Linked DNA regions of Homo sapiens: regions 1 and 2 are each linked to region 3. The links are chromatin contacts, found by Hi-C in ENCODE. All regions are on one chromosome and are shown on one strand. The core of a region is the stretch at or near the end of the contact, and the rest is flanking DNA. Distances in the headings are between cores, read along the strand shown.

The links. A loop is a pair of places that touch in the nucleus more often than their neighbours do. Pooled maps may share reads with other maps.
Region 1: a loop to region 3 is called in a map of ascending aorta, with 6 times the contacts of the local background. The contact joins the promoter of ANLN here to the promoter of AVL9 in region 3. A Hi-C loop is called at or near these places in 2 of 168 maps with a recorded cell type or tissue (ascending aorta and naive thymus-derived CD4-positive, alpha-beta T cell) and 9 of 50 pooled maps.
Region 2: a map of CD8-positive, alpha-beta T cell shows a loop between it and region 3 (19-fold over the local background). The contact joins the promoter of JAZF1-AS1 here to the promoter of AVL9 in region 3. A Hi-C loop is called at or near these places in 3 of 168 maps with a recorded cell type or tissue (CD4-positive, alpha-beta memory T cell, CD8-positive, alpha-beta T cell and naive thymus-derived CD4-positive, alpha-beta T cell) and 4 of 50 pooled maps.

Annotation. Positions count from the first base shown.
Region 1 is chr7:36,388,533-36,391,232 of GRCh38, reverse strand. It overlaps ANLN (anillin, actin binding protein), which reads right to left and starts at 1,371. Exons shown (of 24, transcript NM_018685.5): 1 at 1,189-1,371. The coding sequence starts at 1,206. It also overlaps a transcript of MATCAP2 not described here. RefSeq lists enhancers at 545-1,135, 1,136-1,726 and a silencer at 1,317-1,726.
Region 2 is chr7:28,179,165-28,181,864 of GRCh38, reverse strand. It overlaps JAZF1-AS1 (JAZF1 antisense RNA 1), which reads right to left and starts at 1,408. Exons shown (of 4, transcript NR_034097.1): 1 at 1,326-1,408. It overlaps JAZF1 (JAZF zinc finger 1), which reads left to right and starts at 1,070. Exons shown (of 5, transcript NM_175061.4): 1 at 1,070-1,402. The coding sequence starts at 1,288. RefSeq lists a silencer at 1,876-1,995 and enhancers at 1,850-2,349, 2,350-2,700.
Region 3 is chr7:32,494,068-32,496,767 of GRCh38, reverse strand. AVL9 (AVL9 cell migration associated) reads right to left here and starts at 1,279. Exons shown (of 16, transcript NM_015060.3): 1 at 966-1,279. The coding sequence starts at 1,058. It also overlaps a transcript of LSM5 not described here. RefSeq lists enhancers at 1-683, 684-1,482, 1,556-1,765 and a silencer at 816-1,465.

The sequences.
Region 1 (2,700 bases), core at 122-2,621, 3.9 Mb before region 3:
AGCCCTATTTTAAGGCTAATACAAAAATAGGCTCTAGATTTTTCTATTAGAACCTTTAAGGAAGGTGAAAAAAATTGATGTATTTGTCCCAAGATGATTAAGAATTTGAAACAGAAAAATAGATTATGTCATGCTTGAATATAAGTAAACTCTAATTGCTGAAATCTGTAATTAATATCTCATACATAACTTATAGAATTATAATTACATCTCCCCGAAAGAATTACCACTCTTCACAGCATTTAAGTTTTTGAATCAGTGTAAACAGTTTTAGGTCCACTTTGCAACACTCAAAAACTAACAGTTTGAAATTTGCACAACAGCCTAAAGAAAGAGGAACTGTCCTGGAATAAAAGAGAGTGGACAACTGGCAACAAAACACTCCTGAATGTGACAACGCACATTCTCCACAAAAGCTAAAACTAGAGAAATCGACACAATAACCATGTAACCCATATGCAATCTCAAAGGAACAAAAGATGAAATAAGTACTGTAATGATATGCCCCAGAAACACCGAAAAGTTTATTTCTTTGCTCTAAAATCGTGAGCTGATAGTTTTGCTCGGTACACTTGCATTGTTTCAATTAAAATGGTCAGTCCCGGGTATGAACTTCTTCGTTAGTTAGCTGAACAATGGGATCTCAAGGAACTACTGGCTTTTTATGAACGAATGCAGTGGTTTCTAGCACCTGCTTATTTTAACGTTTTGCTGTCATTTCATTAGCATCTCCCCTGCGGGCTGCGTGAACTCCGCAAATCACACATCCTACTGCCTTTCCCGGCGGCAGCCGCACTGAGTCACCGGCCCCGGACCCCGCCCTGCAGGGCATTCCAGCTGCTTCCAGCAGGACCCGTTCCGCAGGCCTGCGCCTCACTCTTGCTGCGCCAGGACTGCAGAGGGACATGGTAAAAACGGGGGCTGAAAGACCTCTCGCAACAGCCTTTTAGGACAGACTCAAAGCCTTCCTCCCTGAGTTTTATCTGTAGGACCGAAACAACAAAATCTCAGAGGAACCCACCAACCACAGCAGGCCGCAGCCGCGGCGACCCCGGCCCGCACACACTGCGCACGCGCGCACACACGCGCCCTCCGCCCGGTGGGGGTTCGCCCAGAGGTTGACAGAGGAAGGTGGGTGGGGGCCTAGAGCGGTGGGTCATGGCTGGCTGCACCCGCAAACTCACTCACCTCCGTAAACGGATCCATCGCCCCAGGCGTCGGACTACGAGACGATGGAAACGGTGGTTCAAATTCAGGAAGAGAAAAGTGAGTCTCAGCTCAGTGTGTCTCCTGGAAAAAACCAGGAGTCTGAGGCGGGGGAACTCTCCCACAACCAGCTGTCCTCTCCTCTCGGCTTCCAGTGACGGACTCGGCCTCTGCAGCCGTTCAAATTTGAATTTCAGCGCCGAGCCGCGAGCATGCGCGCTGGGCGGAGCCGGGGCGCCCTCTCCCCGCCCCTGCGCTCGGTCACGTGGCCGCGCCGGGCCGGGTGGTTCCCAGGGGCGGCCCCGCCTCCTTCCCGGCCCCCTCCCAGCCCTCGCCGCGGGGTGGAGGCGGGCAGCGGGGCGCTTCCTGCTCTCCAACGGCGTCGGGTTCCTGGCTCCACCCCCAACAACCACACATTCCCCTCAGCTTTAAGGCGATTGCTTCACACCAACCGCGTTTGGGTGTTCCCGCCTTCCTTCATTCCTAAATAAAGTATTAAGGCCGGGAGTAGTGGCGCATGCTTATAATCCCAGCATTTGGGGAGGCTGAGGCTGGAGGATCGCTTGAGCCCAGGAGGTCATGGCTGCAGTGAGCTGCGATCTCACTACTGCACTCCAGCCTGGGCGGCAGAGTGAGACCCTGCCTCAAAAAAGAAAAAAAAAGGATTAAGAGCCCTTGTGTTGGCAGGACATAATCCCAGCACTGTGGGAGGCCGAGGCGGGCAGATCACGAGGTCAGGAGTTCAAGACCAGCCTTGCCAACATGGTGAAACCCCGTCTCTACTAAAAATACAAAAAAATTAGATAGGCATGGTGGCGCGTGCCTCTAATCCCAGCTACTCGGGAGGCTGAGGCAGGAGAATTGCTTGAACTGGGACCCGGGAGGTGGAGGTTGCAGTGAGCAGAGATCACACCACTGCATTCCAGCCTGGGCTACAGAGCCAGACAAAGAGCCCTTGTGTTTCAGGTGCTGCTAGCCCGTTGGCCTTCAGTAGCTTTGTTTCCTAGGTCACACCCAACTCCTAGTCCCCAAAAGGGGGACTGCAGGCCTGGCCCTCAGAAAAGCCAGTTCCGGTGGGTCCCCGACACTCTAAGCCAATGAAATAAAGCTAAAATTAACAGACTGTGTGAAGCGTTCATGCACAATTTTTTATTTTAAATTCCATCCAACTGTGTACAGTGTTAGAGCGGGAGGAATTCTGACAAGCCCTCTATCTAGTTCAATCCTTCCTTTTACTGCCGAGAGAAGGGACACCCGAAAACGTTAAAGAAACTGGTCCAAAGAAATGAAAACCCTGTTCTCAGCTCATGACCCGTTTTCCACACTAGCTAAGGCTGTGTCTCCTGCTTATTCTTTGTAGAGTACTCCAAATTGTAAGATAGGTTACATAATTTCTGTATCAGATTCATTTCTTCTATAACAAGTCTGTGCAGGTAAAGATGACAGTTCTTGATTTGTTCATCTGAAAAGTTAAGAGTGACTGTCCATGAGCTG
Region 2 (2,700 bases), core at 159-2,658, 4.3 Mb after region 3:
TGCCCTAAGGAAAAATGCTAAATTCAGTATGCATATATTAATATTAATAAAAAAAATGTACTGTTGGGTCATAAACTGCTGATAATGTGTAATATTTCTTAGACACCTGGAAAAGTGCTACTGGAAAATACACACTTTACAGAAGAAATATGACTGCAACTGGAGGAGGGGGTGGGGACAAGAAAGTAATTGATTCTCAGCAAAATGCTGGTTTTCAGGGAAGCTACTAAATTCACCTTAAGTGGTTACCTGGTCAACATTATGCTTTAAATGCTCACAGGATGAAATCGCTTCCTTTTTAAATGAAGAGTCACTATGTCCCTTGCCGTTGTTTCCGCTCCTTCTAGCCTTAACCAATGCACTGTCCTTTCTGCAGTGGCTGAAACGAGGATGGGTTAATTACCAGACCTGAGATGGTGGAGTGGGTGCAGTAGGGTGCTGTAATTTCGGGTGATGAAATTATTTTAGTTTTTGTTTTCCTAGAAGGAGCAGGGAGTATAAAAAACGTGGCACATATGTAAAACACAGGCAAATGCACTTGACAACCAAGCACTCTATTTTGAAATTTAAATAAAGCTAAGATTTTTTTCTGGCCTAGAGGGAAAGCTTCATTAAAATCAATTAGTTAGTACAAACCTCCGGAGAATGTGTACTTTTTCTAAAGAAGGTTTAAAGAAGAAGGTGCACACAATTACCTTTCCTGGGTCCCCTGTGAATGTGTCACACCTAGACAGGTGGCTGAGTACAAAAAAATGTCCCTGAGAGGGACCAGGGTAACTCCCTGAGTTCTCCTCGCAGGGAGGTAGGTGTAATTAATCGATGTGGGTGTATTAAGAACGTCATATACATAACCAAGGAGGCTCCAAACAGATGGCACGGATGGCAAGCCGTAAAGGGCAGGCCTAGCGAGATAAAGTTGGTGGCAGGGCTCGCAGGTGAGGCCTGGGTCCGCGCGCTGAGGTTGGGGCCGCACAGCTGTAGCCGCGCGCCCTGGTCCCTCCTCCCAGCTGCGGCGGCCTTCCCCCCCCGCCCCCGCCCCCGCCCTCCCCCCGCCGCTCCCGACGCCGCCGCCGCAGCCGCCGCCTCCCCTCTGCCTCCCGGTGGCTCCTCGCTCTCCTTCCATCTCTCTCGCCCCCTCTCCCTCCGTCCCGTCCTCGCCGCTCCCCTCACCCCGCCTCTCTCCCCCTCCCCCAGCCCCTCCTCTCCTCACCCCACCCGGCCTCCCTCCCTCCCTCGCCCGCCCGGCGCTCGCAGAGCCGACACCAGGGGGGCTCTCGATGTAGCACCATGACAGGCATCGCCGCCGCCTCCTTCTTCTCCAATACCTGCCGATTCGGGGGCTGCGGACTCCACTTCCCCACCCTGGCCGACCTCATCGAGCACATCGAGGACAACCACATCGGTAAATGGCCCGGGGGTGGGCGGGGGTGCCAGGCGCGCGGAAACTCCTGCCCGGGCGGGGAGCCCCGGAATGGCCAGGGGTGGCCGGCGGGGAGGGAGGCGGCAGGGCGGGGAGGGCGCGTGCGAGCCCCGAGGTGGGGGTGGCGGGATGCGGGGGCGCGAGGTGCCGGGGGGCGGGGAGCGGGCTCGGGTGGGGGAGGGGGCGGGCGCCCCGAGGTGCCGCGGGCGGGCGGGCGGGCGGCTGGGGGACTCAGGGGCGTGCACGCGGGCTGCGAAGTGGTGGGAGCGGGGAGCGCCGCGGCGGGGCGGCGGGGTTGCGGCGGCGGGGCCGAGTGCCGGCGCGCGGGGCGCGGGGCGGAGGGCGCGGCGGGCGGCGGGAGCTGGGCGCTGGGCAGGGTCGCGGAGTTAGTTGGCCCGGGTGGTCGGAGTAGCCCGAGGCGCTGAGGGCAGCGGGGGGCGGGCGCTGCACGCCGCCGGGCGCTTCCGCCCCGGCTCGAGCTGTCAGGGCTCGGCGGCGGCTGCAGCCGCGGGGAGGTGGAGCGGGGGGGCGGGGGTGGCTCCACCGCGGCAGCCATTCCGCTTCCTCCTCCCGCCGCCGCCGCCGCCACTGCGTCCTGTCAGCGCCGGTTGCTAGGTGTGGTGCGTCGGGAGGGGGCCGGGGCCGGCGGCCGCGGGCGGGGGCCGGGGAGCTTGCCCTCTCCCTGGGAGGCGGCCGAGGGGCCCGGGCGGGGCCGGGGACGCGGGCCCGGGGGCTCTGGGTGCCCTCCCCTGCCCCGGCCTGGCGCGGACGCCCGGGCGCTGCGGGCTGAGGTCTTGGGTGCGCCCGCGGGCCGCGCCCAGCGCCCCGGGGTCGACGCGCCCTGGAGGCCCCTGCGGCGGCGCCCGCTGGAGAGACACCCCCAGGGCCCATGGCCGGGCATTTAAATGCACCCCGGCTCTGCGATTTGCCTTTCTAATGGTGCTAGGCCCGAGGTGCGCTGGCTGCGCCCTGGGATCGGCGGCGGCCTGCGCAGCGCCCCGGGCCCGGGAGACGCCGGGGAGGGGGCGCCCCGCAGGGTGGCTGCTTTCCCTTCACGCCTGGACCCCTGGACCTTTCAACAAGTCCTCTGATTTGCAGAAGTCATTGCACACATTTTCACACTTCTATTCGGAACCCCTGCTAAGGGAGGTGGGCCGGGTGCATCTGGCTTAGGCGGTCCAACCACCTGCGGAAGGTGTGACCGACGCCAGCGAGTTGTCCTGCGTGGGCTAGAAGGTGAAGGGTCCGAGCGATGTCCCAATGGGGCTGTCTAATCCAGA
Region 3 (2,700 bases), core at 30-2,529:
AGAACTTAATTTTTGCCAATAAGTCTTCTAAAATGTTACATTTCCTGTGGAATGCAAGAAACTAAATGCTTCATTAGCTAGTGGTGGCAATTACTATTTTTAATACTTCAAAAAAGCATTTCAATTTACTGTTCACTAGCACATTATGACATCATTCCCTTCCAGTGTTTGCTTGCTCATTAAATAATCCTGTTTCTATTTTGTTCTCTTGCCTTCAATACATAGATTGCAAATATTCCATTTCAGATGCTGCATTAATGATTCAGTGAGGCTGCTGAAAAACGCCTTTATATTTGAACGGTTTGGTAATACACTTTCTCTTATTGCGGTTGATATGGAGAGATTAATCTCTCACCAAAAGGCAAAATCTGGAGAAGATGAAATAGCAAAACTAAGGACCAATGGGAAGGGGGAGGCAAAGTCAATCGACAACCGTACCTAACAGGAGAGATTCCAAGGCTTCCATCAGATAAACAAAGGAAGCTGATTTTTCTACGGAGGCTGCATGTGCTGCAAGCTACCTGAAGCATTAGTATGCAAGCCCACTGAGCCTATTACCTTGAAAGCAGAGTCCAAGCACTGAATTTTTCTAGACTCCCATTATAGGTGGACACCCAGAAAGCCAGTGGAGACAATGATGGACGGGGAAGAGAGTGGGGCCGGTCTTCGATGCTTTCCTCCCACTCCACCAAAGCAGAAGTTAAAAACCTACAACCTACACGTATCAACCAGCTCCTCCGCTGCTCAACCATTTTTCAGGGGCAGAAGGAAGAGGTTGTGGGGGCTGGGCTTCATGTGGGGCGGGTGGGAGGAGCTGCAAAAGGAGTCAGGTTGAGAGGCGAAGGGTCGCAGGCGCTGTGGGGAGGACTGCACGACGCGAGCTGAGCACACAGAAGCAGGGCAGGGGGGCCCCGGAAGGGGCGAACGCCCGAACGGCTGGGGGCGGGGGCGGGCCCTTTCCTCACCTGGCAGCCCTTCTTGTGGTGAAATCCGACCACCACGATGTGCAGTACGGGCCCCCGGGGGACGCCATCCCCGCCTCTCCTGGCCTTCTCCATGGGCGGCCGCCGCGGGCCCGCACGACGACTTCGACCGCCAAGGGCAGCGGGTCTGACGACCCCACCGTGTGCGGAAAGCCGCGGACTTCGGGTGTCAGCGAGCACAGCACATGAGGGCCGCACAGGGAGATCGGTGGAGGCAAAGCAGCTCCCGCCGCCCCCAGGGCCACGGCCGCCCTTCCCTCATCCGCTTCCGCAGCTTCCGGGCTGTCACCTGACACGGCGGCCGCCGCCGGCGAGGCAGGGCTGGGCAAGGCCGGGAGGGCCCTGACGGGGCGGGGTCTGAGAGGCCGAGGTGGAGCCTGGGGGAGCGGGGTGGGTCTAGGAGAGGAGAGATCGACTCTGTGGGGCGGGGAGGAGCGGGGGGAGGAGCGGGGGGAGGGCGGGTCCGGGTGGGACTTGACGAGGAGCGGCGGGGTGGGGCTTACGTGACCCGGGCGGCTGGGCTTGCAGAGCCTGTGGTGTCCGCGGGACCTGGAGGTGCGGCGTGGCACACCTGCTTTTTCCTCCCTGGATTCAATCTCAAAGCACTTCCTTCTCTTTTGCCTTCTCTTTTTCCTCAAAGTTTTCCCACTTCCCTCTTCTCTTCTGTTTTCCTTGCTTTTTCACATCTTTTCGGTTCACTCTCCGAGTGTCCGATTCCTTCACCTCCTTGCCTTTGCCTCTGTGGCCCCCGTCCTTATTCTTAAATATGTAGTAACATGGAGCATACTGGTGAGGTTGCGTATCTGTGTATTCAGCCTTTAAATTACTTGCTTACTCGAGAATTCTTGTTTGTTTCTTTCTAGAGTTTTTTTTTCTTCGTTTAAATATTATGTGTAGGAATCTGAGACGCATTTAAAACCTGAAACAGAATATCCTTGACAACAAAGGAAGTTTACTTGGATACGTGTAAAATGATTATTCTAGTCCTGCGATTTTATAAGAATATTCTTTTCATTCCATCTCATTTTGGGTGTAGTACTCTGGTCAATACAAAATATATGGGCTCTGTTGTCACCAGGGTTTTTTAATTCCTTTACTGATTGTACTACAATTCTTTTTTAAGCAGTGAATCTCATGTCAATTTAAAGTGCATTATAGAAAAGATTTAACAAGTCTTATCTAGGACAGTTTTCAAATAACCTAAAGGATAGGTGTCTGCTTCAAATAGAATTCGAGATTACTACAGTAACTGTGATATTTTGCACTTCTGGTCTTGAAAAGTAAGGAGCTCTGTTCTAATCTAACCATAGCTGAGAAAAACAGTAGGCTTCCTAAATCAAATTTAGTTTCTGTGATTCAGTAGAACTGTTTTAATGCTAATACTGCAGACATTTTTCAAGATGCTGCTATACATTTCTTTTCTGTATTACAAAATTATTGGCATTGGCTAAGAAAACTGTGTAAAACTATATTGCTCCCTGTATGCAGAATATATTAACTGTTTTCTTAATATATTAACTGTTTTGAGCTGTCAGCTGTGTGATGTGTTAACTATTAATATTTTCTTGATATAACCTGTCTTGATATTTTCCACAATTGGCATGGCTAAAATTACTGTCTAATTGAACACCTTTTAAAGATGTATATAAGGGCCGGGTGTGGTGGCTCACGCCTGTAATCCCAGCACTTTGGGAGGCCAAGGCAGGCAGATCACCTG